Linked DNA regions of Mus musculus: region 2 is linked to region 1. A link is a contact called in ENCODE Hi-C data. All regions are on one chromosome and are shown on one strand. The core of a region is the stretch at or near the end of the contact, and the rest is flanking DNA. Distances in the headings are between cores, read along the strand shown.

Region 1 (6,405 bases), core at 3,395-5,894:
TGAACATATTTGTAGAATACTGGCTACCATCTGAACACAGCTGTAGAATGTTGGTCACAATCTTAACACAGCTGTAGAGTACTGGCTACCATCTTCACACAGCTGTGGAGTGCTGGCTACCATCTTCACACAGCTGTGGAGTGCTGGTTACCATGTGAACACAGCTGTAATATATTACTTCTATATAAACAGCAATATACACAATTCTAAACACACCACATTTTCATCAATTTTATGATTTATATTTCTCTAATTTTATATCTGTGGAAATTACAGATATATAAAATATATAAACAGATGTAACAGTTTAACTTTGGTGGTATATAAAATAATAATGTATAATATCACAATTGATGAAGTTTTAGATTTCATATAACCATAAATGTAAACTTCTTTATCACACTCATTTTTTTTTTTTTTTTTTTTTTTTTTGGTTTTTCGAGACAGGGTTTTTCTGGGTAGCCCTGGCTGTCCTGGAACTCACTTTGTAGACCAGGCTGGCCTTGAACTTAGAAATCTGCCTGCCTCTGCCTCCTGAGTGCTGGGATTAAAGGCGTGAGCCACCATGCTCGGCTTTATTATACTCATTTTAAAATTGTGTTCTAATGCAGTCTTTTCCTATTCACATATTGATACTGAGGAGCATGTTATAGTTCCCTTAAACTTTATTTCTCTCTGCATTAAGGTGGATTCTTTATTTGAAATTACATATGGATATATGTGGCTATCCCTATGAATTTCTTTCCAGTGCAACAAGGGGCTATTGTATATTGATTATGATAAGAAGGCATTAGGACAACAGGGCTGAGAAATACCGCTCGCTCTACAATATCAGGCTTTCTTCACTTACAGCTACTGTGCAGTAGGGTTGAGTAAGGACAGTCTAAGGATGTCTGCATTTATGGAAAACATTGAATTGTTAATTAGTGCTCTTCTAAGTGGACAGAGCACAGGTCCAGGTGGGCTAACTCTTAAGTCCTACCAAACACTTCAAGGAAGAAGCTATCCTCGCTGTCAGGAAGACAGCTCAGTAAAGTGCTTGCTGTATAAGCATGTGGACTGGGCTTTGGTCCTCAGGACTCGCTGTTACAATTCTACATACAGCTTTTCCTTTGGTGACATGACGACAAAAGCCTAATTAATTCCCTTAACCTGTGTCAGGTCTTTACATATGGACTTATTCCCCTAAGGTCTTCTCTCAAATTCCAATAAGCTTTGTGAGATGGGACACTCTCACTTGTTTCTGTGTCAGTTGCAACCCTGAAATAATGTCTTAAATATAGCAGGCAATCAATAACTCGAGGCATTAGTGGAGCTGAATGTGAAAGTCTCTCATTACTCTGGTTACCCTTTCTCAGATACATTACACTTTTATTTGTTAAAATACTCAAGGAACAAGGATGACAGCAACAGACATGCTAACATGGAAGGAGGAAAGCTCTGGGCTTCAACCCTAGACAAAAAACTACAGCCTACCAAGGACTGCTGAGAGTGGGAGACGTGGTCGTCCCGGGGAAGAGCACACCAACTGGTTATCCAATAGCAAGTGGTCAGCCATGAAAACATACACATGCCAGTATCACATGGACTGAGGAGGTTGTACGAGCATTTAGGAATATACACACACAGCAAAAACTAAAGAAAAAGAAGCCATGACTTTGAGGGGTGGTGGTGGTAGATGGGAGGTAATGGAGGGAGAAAGGGGAAAGAAGAAATGATTTAATTATAAACTCAAAAAATAAATAAAATTAAAAATGCTTTTTCTTTTCTGTCTTTTTTTAGTTTTGTGGAGGCAGAGTTTCTCAGTGTATCCTTGGCTATCCTAGAGCTTATTGTGTAGACCAGGCTAGCCTCATACTTACGGAGAACCACCTGCTACTATCTCCTGAATACTAAGATTAAAGATGTGTCTCACCACTGACCGGTAGGGACAATGCTTCTTGAGAGACGACTTAATTCCGATAAACAACCACCAATCTATCCTTGTTCTTCTTGTCCTATAAGCCTCTAAAGTCTACTCTCAGCACCCCACTTTCACAGCCATAATCTTGTCTGAACCAGCTCTACCTGGAACACTAAAAACTTCTGCGCTCGGAGGCTGAGAGATGGCTCAATACTGAATAGAGCTTTCCGCTCTTGCAGATGACACAAGTTCATTTCTTTCCTGTGTCAGATGGCTTTCAATCACCTGTAACTGTTAACTACAGTTCCAGGGAATCACTGTCTCTGGCCTCCGAAGGGATCCGTACTCATGTGCACAACATCCTCTCCCCAACATATACATAAGTTAAAATAATTCAAGTAAAACTGTGTTTTAGAAAATGGTTCCCTTTCTGCTCCAGCCACGTGGCTTGCCTTCTTCTCTACTATCTGCCAAGGTGATGCTGGACCCTGCAGGACAGCATCTCAGACATGCTGTACAAGATGTTCTGATCCAAAACATGGGAGGAAAGGACAGAGAGAGGTGTTCTCAACAAGTTGAAGATCTTACTACACGTTGCAAGGACACCACAATCCTGTTAGTAAAATGTCAGAAAGAATATCGATGTTCCTCCTATGGGGCTACAAACCCCTTCAGCTCCTTGGATACTAGATCTCTAGCTCCTTCCTTGGGACCCTGTGCTCTGTTCAATGGATGGCTGTGAGCATCCACTTCTGTATTTGTCAGGCACTGGTAAAGCCTCTCAGGAGAGAGCTTTATCAGCCTCCTGTCAGCAAGCTCTTGTTGGCATCTGCAATAGTGTCTGGGTTTGGTGGTTGTTTATGGGATGGATCCCCAGGTGGGACAGTCTGTGGATGGTCTTTCCTTCAGTCTCTGCTCCACACTTTGTCTCTGTAACTCCTCCCATGGGTGTTTTGTTCCCCCTTCTGAGGAGGACTGAAGCATCCATATTTCATTCTTCCTTCTTGAGTTTCATGTGTTTTGCAAATTGTATCTTGGGTATTCTGAGCTTCTGGGCTAATATCATGTGTGTTCTTTTGTGATTGGGTTACTTCACTTAGGATGATATCCTAACATGGAAACAATGTCTAACTGCTCACAATAATAATTCAGCCTTTTATGAAAGAATACAGACTGGAATATCTTAAGGAAAGGGAGGAAAAATGGGAACTCCTACTGAGGAAAGGCTCCAGAAGCTCCCAACAAACATGTAGGCAAATACTTAGGTGAGGCGGGAACCTCTGTATGTGTGGAAAGCATTTATAATGTCAACCACTGACTGGAAGTAACAGACAGAAACAATGTTTACTTTATCCTCGTTGTGAAAATACTGATATTTTATGAAATAAAAGTCTTTAGGAGGAGAAACTAAAATAATAGTTCTGGTTTCTACTCATTCTTTTATGGCACCTGTTCCTCCACCCCATTCTCTCCCCTTCTCACTACAATGCCCCAGGCAAGCGCTGCCTGTTTTCCTTGTCCAAATCACCCTTCCCCTTCCTGTTCTCACACCTGCCTTTCCAAGCTGATCTCTGAGTCTTCCCAGGATAACTAAACCCCCTAGTCTTTCAGGCCCTAGATCTATCTAAGTCGATACCAAGCTCCCAATACAAGTCAGATCTGACTCTAGGCAATCTTCTGGGATAAACCACGTTGCTGTGGAAATACACCACTGAGAACACTGGCTCCACTACTAATCTGTTTATGATCGCAAATGGCTACTTAGCATCACTAGTAAGCCTGTGGTCCTAATCTCACCATCTTAGTTCCTATCCTGCAGAAGTTTAGATCACAGAAACTTTCAAATTCTTATTGTGTTCAAAGACACAATAAACTGCCTCTCATAAAAAAATGTCCTGAGATGCAAGCCCTGTCACTCTAGAACCTATGGTACAGGTCCAATAATATGCCACTTCTCGATGCAAACTCCCTCACTGAAACCATACTACAATCTCAATAATACACCACACAACTATAAAAAATAGTTATTTATATACTATAACAAACATTTATGTAGAAAAATGGTCAATATTATAAGGGACAAAAATGCTAATATTTTTAATATAATAATCTCTTTTTCAAAAAATATGAATTTGTTTACTCTTCTATTAGTTTTGGACCATATAAAAATATAGCCCTGAAAACAACAAGGAAACTTGTAAATCTGATCACACATGACCATGCCACACTTTATAACTTTACAGTGCCGAGGCTAAAAAAAGAGGTGGAGAACATTGGTGAATGGGTATAGAGGTTTAGATTAGGGTGACAAATGTGCTAGAAATTAAAAGCTTTGTTTTACAACAATATGAATGTATCTAAAGATACCAAATTATATACTTAAAATGGTAAAATAGTACATTTTCTTACGTATTATTGCAAACCAATGCCTGCAGAAGACACAGAGAAGGGGAAGACACCCACAATGTCTTCCTATTACATTCTGATGAACAAGACTGTAATTTGACTCCTACCTAGCCCTATCTTTATCTAACTCCTGACTAACTGTTTTTGTCTAGAGACCTTGGTTTAGCTCAGAATATTCAGCTGAATATTTAGTTCCTCAAGGGCACAGTGGTCTCTCTTGTTCTGGTTTTAGCATATAGAATTTCCACTTTCTGAAAAGGAAAGGAATATATTTACTCACAGGATGCTTCTGACTGTCTTGACTGGTTCACATTGGTACACCCGGCCATCAGGCCTTTCCTCTTCCCATCCTCACATGACAGTCATCTATAATTACCTGGTTAGTGCCAGACGTGACAATTCAGTGAAAGCTTGAATCATTTTGATCCCTAGAGCATGAAGGCTTATACATTTTGGCTGAATGTATGTCTGTGCAGCACAAGCATGTCTACTGTCTGCAGAGGCCGGAGGAGGATGTTGAATCCTCTACAACTGAAGTCATAGATGGTCATTTATTGTCATGTAGGTGCCAGGAATCGAACCTAGGTCCTCTAGGAGAGCATCCAGGACTTTTAATCACTAAGCCATCTATCTAGCCTCCTAAAAATAATTTTTGAACAAATGGATTAATTTAAAAAAACAAGCTAGAGGCAGTAGGTGGGATAAAATGACCTCATACACCAACTCAATATAGAATGATTCAAAATCAGAAGTCTTTCCAAACACAAATACAGAATTTATATCACATCTTACTTAACTATTCCTCAAACAGACGTTGAGTGCTCAGTATATTAACTATTTACTTCACAACTGAGCCATGTGCTCAAGGAATAGACAGCCCTGTATTTAGCCAGAGGCAGAACAGTAAATGACGCAGTGCTGGAGAACATATGGAGGTGAGCAGGACCCTGATTATGCTAATAATGGACATAACACCTTGAGTATATACTATCAAGTAGCATTTCACCGTCTCAAGAAAATTTAGACAACCAATTCTCCTTAGTAGAACTGGTATAGAATTTGATGTGTTCCCACACAAAAAACTGAACCCAGAGCCCTGTACATAAGTGTTGTAGAGGGGCCTGGTGCTGTTCTTGTGAACCAATCCCCTAATGACTAAAGGAGCCAATCACTGGGCGAATAGGTGGGACTTCTGGGTTGGACAGAGGAAGAGAAGGAGGAGGAGAGAGGTAGGTCTTTTGGAACAGGGATAGCATGAGGGTAAGATGTAGCTGCTAGAGTTTCACTAGAGGAATCAGATTAAACAGGGCTTACAAGAGAGGGTTTTAGTTGTAGCGCCCAGAGATTGAGCTACCACTGTTTCTGAGCTAAGTTTGTGTGGTGTTTTTCTTCTTGAAGTGATTTGACTGGGTTCCAGAGAGAAGGTACCGCAGCAAGGTGCGTAGATTTGCCTGATGTGTGCCACAAAGGCCATGGGGTGGGGGATTTGAAGCATTGGCGTGGTAGCGACCCGCCAGTGGGAACCAAGTGAGCTGGGTGAGAAGTTTCAGGACCTTCCGGGCCAGAGTCTCCACCAGATAAGAAAAGGCCAGCTAGTCCCCTGGGGCTGAGAGTAGCTGGGCATAGTGCTGGAACCTGTCAGTTCATTATTTTAAATAATAATAATTTCCTACAACACATAAGACGCAAGCACAATTTCCCCAGATCTTCTTGGGACACTTTTAAGTTCTAAGCACAATGTAAGAGAGGACAGATATGTCTTCCCAAAGCATATTTTTGTTTTTAGTTCAAGACAGTGTCTCACTATGTAACCCTGGCTGGCCTAGACTTCATTGTGCAGACCAGAATAGCCTCAAACTCAGAGATCCACCTGCTTCTGCCTTCCCAGTGCTGATATTAAAGGCTTGTGCTATCACACCTGGCTCACACGATGCTTGGCCGGGTTATTCACAAGTCTTCCTTTTATAAGCACTGGAACATTTATTAAAGGTGCCACTTCTGAAGTCTCTCATGTTGCCAAGAAAAATGTGGAAAAATATAAAAGGAAATAGAAACTGGGGTAAGTGATTTAACCCCAGAAGGTGCACAAGGGTCTA
Region 2 (5,859 bases), core at 2,352-4,851, 5.4 Mb after region 1:
TGAAGTTGGTTCTTCCCTTCTGTTTCTATGTGGATTCCAGGAACTAAACTTGGGTCTCTAGGCTTGCACAATAACCACGTCTGCCCACTGAGCCTTCTAGCCACCCCATGCCCTCTGAGTACTGGGATTATAGAGGTACCTGCGTTTTGTTGTTGTTGAGAATTGAACCCAGGCTTTATGCATACGTGCAAAACAAGCCTCACTGAATGGGCCTCACAGCCTAGTATCTCCATGGTTTGGTGCTTTGTGTATGCAGTATCGTTCCAACTATGACAGTGGACGTGCCGGCATTCTGTATTTATTTGTTAGTTTGGGTGAATGCATTATCGTCTCCCTTGGGGACAACTGCTGCCCAGAGGCCCTACATTCCACAGTAGAAGTTTGTAACAGTCCGGAAGGGTCCTTGGGGACTGGAGATGTTTAGCAAAGAAACCTGGGGCCAGTTAGAGAGGAGAGAGCAGAAGGCTTCCCTTGTGTGAACTGAAGCCCGTCTCCTGGCTGTCCTTTGAGACCTGTGATCCTAGCAGCTAGTTTATTAAGGTGAAGGAAAAAAAAAAAAAAAAAACAAAACAGAACGTAGGCAGAGAGAAAAAAAAAAGTAGAGTAGCTGATAAAAAAGATGAAGCAAATTAGACTAAATGAAAAGATTATTAAAACAATAGAAAGGCAATATGCAGCAAAATTATTAAATGAACTAAAAATAAATCCTGTTCAACCCCACAGTTCACCAGCTACTCAACCCTGAAATAGCCACACACGACTGCTGGTCTCCATGAAACCTGTCCCCACTGCACTGTTGGGGAAGAGGCTCTGGAAGCAGGGCTCTCTTGCCACTCAGTCCCCAGAGTGAGGGGACGGCTGTCCTTGCTCACCACGACAGAGGTGGGATCTGAAGGCACGGCTTCAAGAAAGCTGAGTGAAGCTTGGACCTCTGGGGTGGGGGGTTGTGTCTGGATGGGGTGCATGCGTGGTAAGGAGTCCTGGTGCGGTCGGATTGGAGGCTACTGACGGCTCTGGCCTTGCCTGTTTCCCACCTCTCCACTCCTCAGGAAAAGGAGACTTCAGTCCTTTGTGAGGGGACCCTGAGCCCCCAGGCACTGACAGCCACTTGCAGGTCTCATTCCCCCGTTTGGAGTCGGTAGTGTGGGGACAGAAGAATCTGCAAAGCCCAGCTCCGAGCTATACTTGTAACCTGCTTCCCCCCAACCCCCACCCCTGCCCCAACACAAACTGATTCCTCCCAAAGCCTTTCAGTCTACCAAGGCCCAGGGAGAAGACCCCAGCACCCCTCTTGGTTTAAGGTCACTGTGTCCTGGCTGCTGGAGGGCAGCTCTGCTAGACTGGGAGGCCTAGCCATCCTTTGGGTAGCTTCTTTTTCTTTTCTGAGGTCCAATGGCAATGGCTAGAAAGGAGCCTTTATTACTCTTCCCTGAAGGTGTGCACACAGGGTTTCCTACACCAGTACAGACACGGAGAGCCAGACACCAGGGGAAGGGCTGCAGTGGTGTCGCTTCAGCCTCACCATCATTACAAGCCTCACCTCAGCAAACTCAGAGAGCTGGCGAGAGAGGAATACTGTTCAGCAGACAGGAAGGGGTGCTCACGCTGTGTCCTCGATATTCCTGGTCTGGAACAAAGAATTATTTGCTTAAAATTAAATCCCTGCCACTTGTAACAGCTTCCTGCTCCGGAGCCCAGGCGTTTCCCAAGCCTTCAAAAGTCCCACCACCAATTAATAGTTAAGGCTTGAACTTAAATTTTGAGGCTCCCCACCATTCAGGAATTTCCCCAGGGGAGGAAACTTTCCCAGGCACAGAGCACACTGGCTCCGGGGAGGGGAGGAGGGGGGAGCCAGCACAGCTTTCTCCTCCAAACCCCAGGGGTCTCTTCACAGTCAGGAAGAAATAACACAATAGCAATAAAAAAAAAACAAGAAGATAAGATGAGATAAAAGAATGCAATATAAAATTATAAAGGACAAAATGGAGATAAGGAACGATCAAGATAAGTAGAACAGAGCCAGAGGAGAAGAGGACCAGCGGAAACAAGAAATAAATGAGCTTTTAAAAATCATACAAGAAAATATAATCAACAGTTCCTAGGATTACAAGCAGAGGTTAGAAAAACAAAGAAGTTTACGATGTCCAAACAGCCACAGCAGGGGAGTGAGCTCAACAGCCAGGCTGTCCTCCAGTGTCCCCCTACTCCCACAGAGTCAGAACTTGAACCCTTGGCCAACTCTGAGTCCCACCCCAAACTTCTGACTATGGCCGGCTTTAACCTAGTATCCAATCCATCCCTCTCTGCCAGAATTTTCCAAAACAAACATCCCTGAGACGTAGCAATGGGGAGGTCCACAGCTGCTCCATCTTAGTTCTGAAACCCAAAAGGCCCCCAAAACTAAACTAAACTCAAAACTCAGTTTAAAAGCTAAACTTATAATCATAACCAAGGAGAAGCTATCTACAGGGTGAATTCACCCTTGTCCTTGAAGAAATTTGAGTGTGTTTGACTAAGGGCACTGCAGCAGACCTGCATGGGGAACTGAGTGTGTGTGTGTGTGTGTGTGTGTGTGTGTGTGTGTGTATGTGTGTGTGCACTTTCTATTCTAAACCTTGCAGCACACTCAGCCTAATGTTTCCAATAAGGACTAGTGAGTCCAACCCAAAATCCTTTACCAGACAGACAAACAGATGAGTACTCTGACACAGTCACACAGTGGAATACTATACAACACTAACAATGACTTTGCACTGCTACCCACAAGTTAAGTTGAGAGAAAGAAGCCAAAGACCCATCTACCTGTCTGAGAGCTGATCATTACCTTGTTTCTGTTTATTTTTTTAATTACATTGATATAAAGTTCAAAAACAGGAAGCAGGCATTAAACAGAGGGCAGTCCCATGAGGACCTCTCCCAGCTGCCTTACTTAGCGCTGGGCAGCACAATAAGTGCTCACGTTGACAGCCCTGTCACCAATACAGGGCCACATGGCTCCCTTCCATCTCCCCTCGGCCTTTGTCTCAGCTCCTCTTTGTCTTCTGTGGTGGCTTTTGGGACAGTGGCAGTCTTGTCCTTTCACGCCTTTGTCCCAACTCCATTTGGGGTCCCTCTCCACCCTCTTCTCCGGCCATTCACACAAGCCTTTTATCTTTCTTCATCCCCTCCTCCTTGGCTGACAGGCTGCTGTCCCACATGGCCTGGTCTCTTCTTGTCCGTGTGTCTCCACGTCTGATCCTTGGGATCTGCTGGCTTTCGTCTTTGTTTGTCCTGTGGGGCTTTCTCTCTGCCTCTGCCTGGTCCTGCCGCCACCCTCCTGGTCCTTCTCCCTCTTCTCAAAGTCCTCTGTGGGACACTCACTTTTATCTCCCTTTGATTTGCTTGCTCTTCTTTGTAGAGAGGAATGAAAGGCTCAGCTAATTGTAGCAGTGGGGCAGTGCTGTCTGGCAATCCTTCCAGAATCTTCCCCACCAGGGCTGAGCAGAGGGAAATGAGGGCAGTTCAGCTCCCACCTCCTGGCCTGCTCCATCTCTCTGTCCCCAAGGGCCCCCCTGCCCCACTTGTCTCAAGGGGAAAAACAGACATGGAGTCCCCCAGTCTCACCCCAGGGAGCCTCCCTTGACTCTCCATTCAGTCCCTCTCTGCACCAGCCAGCGTGTCAGGAGCTATGTGTACTGGGCCGCCCACACAGAGGTTCACTCGTCGACAGTATGATGTCACTTTCAATAGGACTGACTTCAGAATGGCCCCCAGAGGCCAGGAACCAGCTAGCTCCTTTTAGAAATGACACTCAAGCCAGAAACTGAAGGAGGCTTAGAAGAATTGTTTGGGGCGGGGGGGGGGGGAGGGAGGGGAGAAGAAGGCATTTTTATCAGAGCATCCAGTTCATTTCAAAAGAGCATGACATCAAAACTGGCTATGGTCAAGGCATAACGGGGGTGGATGGTGCAGCCTTACCAGGAGCTTGGAGTTTATACTGCGGGTGGAGGAGGGGTCACTGACGTGTTCTCCATGGGGAGTGATAGGTCACATTTGTGTTTGGGGTGGTGTGGAATGAACGAGCTGGTTGGGAGATGCGGTCACTTCCTGTTGCAGCTGTAATAATTTAGTGGCTTCAGACATCACAGCTGTTCTATCTACAGTTCCAGAGATTGGACACCCAAAGTCAGACTGAATAGACTGATGTTAAGGGACAGGCAGGCTGGCTGCTTCTGCAGGTCCATGCGAACAGTCTGGCCTTCATTTCCAGTAGCACCTGGATGTCTTTGGCGTTCCTTGGGCCATGTGGTCTTGTCTCCATCTTCAAATGCCCCCTTCCTGGTCACTGATTCCCTGTCACCTCCCTCCGTTTGATCCTTTGTGATTACACTGAGAGATCTAAGACAAGCTTCCTTAATTAGGCTACATATCCACAGTCCCCTTGGAACATAAGATAACATACACCAAGGCTCTGGGGTTAGGATGTGAACTTCCTCAGGGTATTCATTTTTTTTCTCCTGGAGACTGTTTCGGTATTTCAGGCACAGGCTGGTGCAAGCTTAACCCCGTGGTAGCAGTGGGGGTGTGGCCAGGAGGACAGTCTAGAAGCAGACTGGTCATAGATGGAATGTGTACATGAGGTGGAGAAGAGGAACAAGCTAGGATCACAATTGGGTTTCTGGCTCTAGCAACTAACAAACTGGGGTTGTCACTTAGAAGAGAGAGAACAGAAGAGAAAACCCAGATGTGAAGAGGAGAACTGGAAGGTGGTGGGGGATGTTTGTTCCCCACTCAGAGACACCCAGGGAGCACTGTTCAGAGTGCAGAGGGAGCACTGTTCAGAGTGCAGAGGGACATGTGTCAGGAGTCCTAAGGAACTGAGTCTAGAAGAGGGGTTGAGGAGCTTGGATGAGTTATCCAGGAGTCAGCAAACTATGCCTAGCAGACTGGTAGCCTGTTTTGCAAATAAAGTTTTATTGGCACACAGTCAAAATGTTCACTGACATATTATCCACGGGCCTTGTCCACAATGGCAGCTTAATAAAGTTTCTGTTAAGAGTCTGCCTGGGGGGGCTGGAGAGATGGCTCAGCGGTTAAGAGCACTAACTGCTCTTCCGAAGGTCCTGAGTTCAAATCCCAGCAACCACATGGTGGCTCACACAGCCATCCATAATGAGATCTGATGCCTTCTTCTGGAGTGTCTGAAGACAGCTACAGTGTACTTACATATAATAAGTAAATAAATCTAAAAAAAAAAAAAAAGAGTCTGCCTGGTCCATGAAGCCATAGCTCTTTCAGGAAACCTTTGTGTTTGGGCTGGACATGCAGCCAAGTGGTAGAAGGCAGGCTTGGAAAGCTCAAAGCTCTGAGTTCTATTCCCAGCAAAACACACACACACACACACACACACAGAGAGAGAGAGAGAGAGAGAGAGAGAGAGAGAGAGAGACAGACAGACACACACACACAGACACACACACACACACACACACACACAGAGACACAGAGACACACACACACAGAGGATGTTTGTACCCAAACTGGAAGATGGGTGTAAACTGGAAGATGGGTGTAAACTAGAAGATGGGTGTTCAGGATAGCTGGGAGTAAGCATGAGAATGAGGAGGGAAACCCCACAAACCAAACCTTCAAGGAACAGAGAGAGCAAAATGCCACAAGGAAGGATGCTCAGGGAGCAGTGAAGGCAGGACAATAAAGAGGCTGTCAAGTGTTGTCACACAAGGCAGTCAAAGTAAGTCGCCAGATGTTTCTCCCTTTAAAAATGGGTACATCCAGAGTCCCTAGGAATTGGAGTCTACAAGAGAGGTTGAGAGACTGGGATGACTTAGCCGGGGTCAGCAAACTATGCCCAGCACGGCA

What was found. A loop is a pair of places that touch in the nucleus more often than their neighbours do.
Region 2: a loop to region 1 is called in a map of T-helper 17 cell, with 15 times the contacts of the local background. The contact joins two enhancer-like sites. A Hi-C loop is called at or near these places in 4 of 37 maps with a recorded cell type or tissue (T-helper 1 cell, T-helper 17 cell and regulatory T cell).

The regions. Positions count from the first base shown.
Region 1 is chr1:128,024,820-128,031,224 of GRCm38, forward strand. The region is part of intron 6 of Zranb3 (zinc finger, RAN-binding domain containing 3); the gene reads right to left. Among named protein-coding and RNA genes, the nearest start is that of Gm28800, 67 kb to the left of the region's middle. Within about 2 kb of position 4,645, at least 1 of the 3 ENCODE cell types and tissues checked has a DNase peak (open chromatin) inside an H3K27ac peak, as active enhancers do.
Region 2 is chr1:133,467,195-133,473,053 of GRCm38, forward strand. No RefSeq gene overlaps it. Among named protein-coding and RNA genes, the nearest start is that of Sox13, 46 kb to the left of the region's middle. Within about 2 kb of position 3,602, at least 1 of the 3 ENCODE cell types and tissues checked has a DNase peak (open chromatin) inside an H3K27ac peak, as active enhancers do.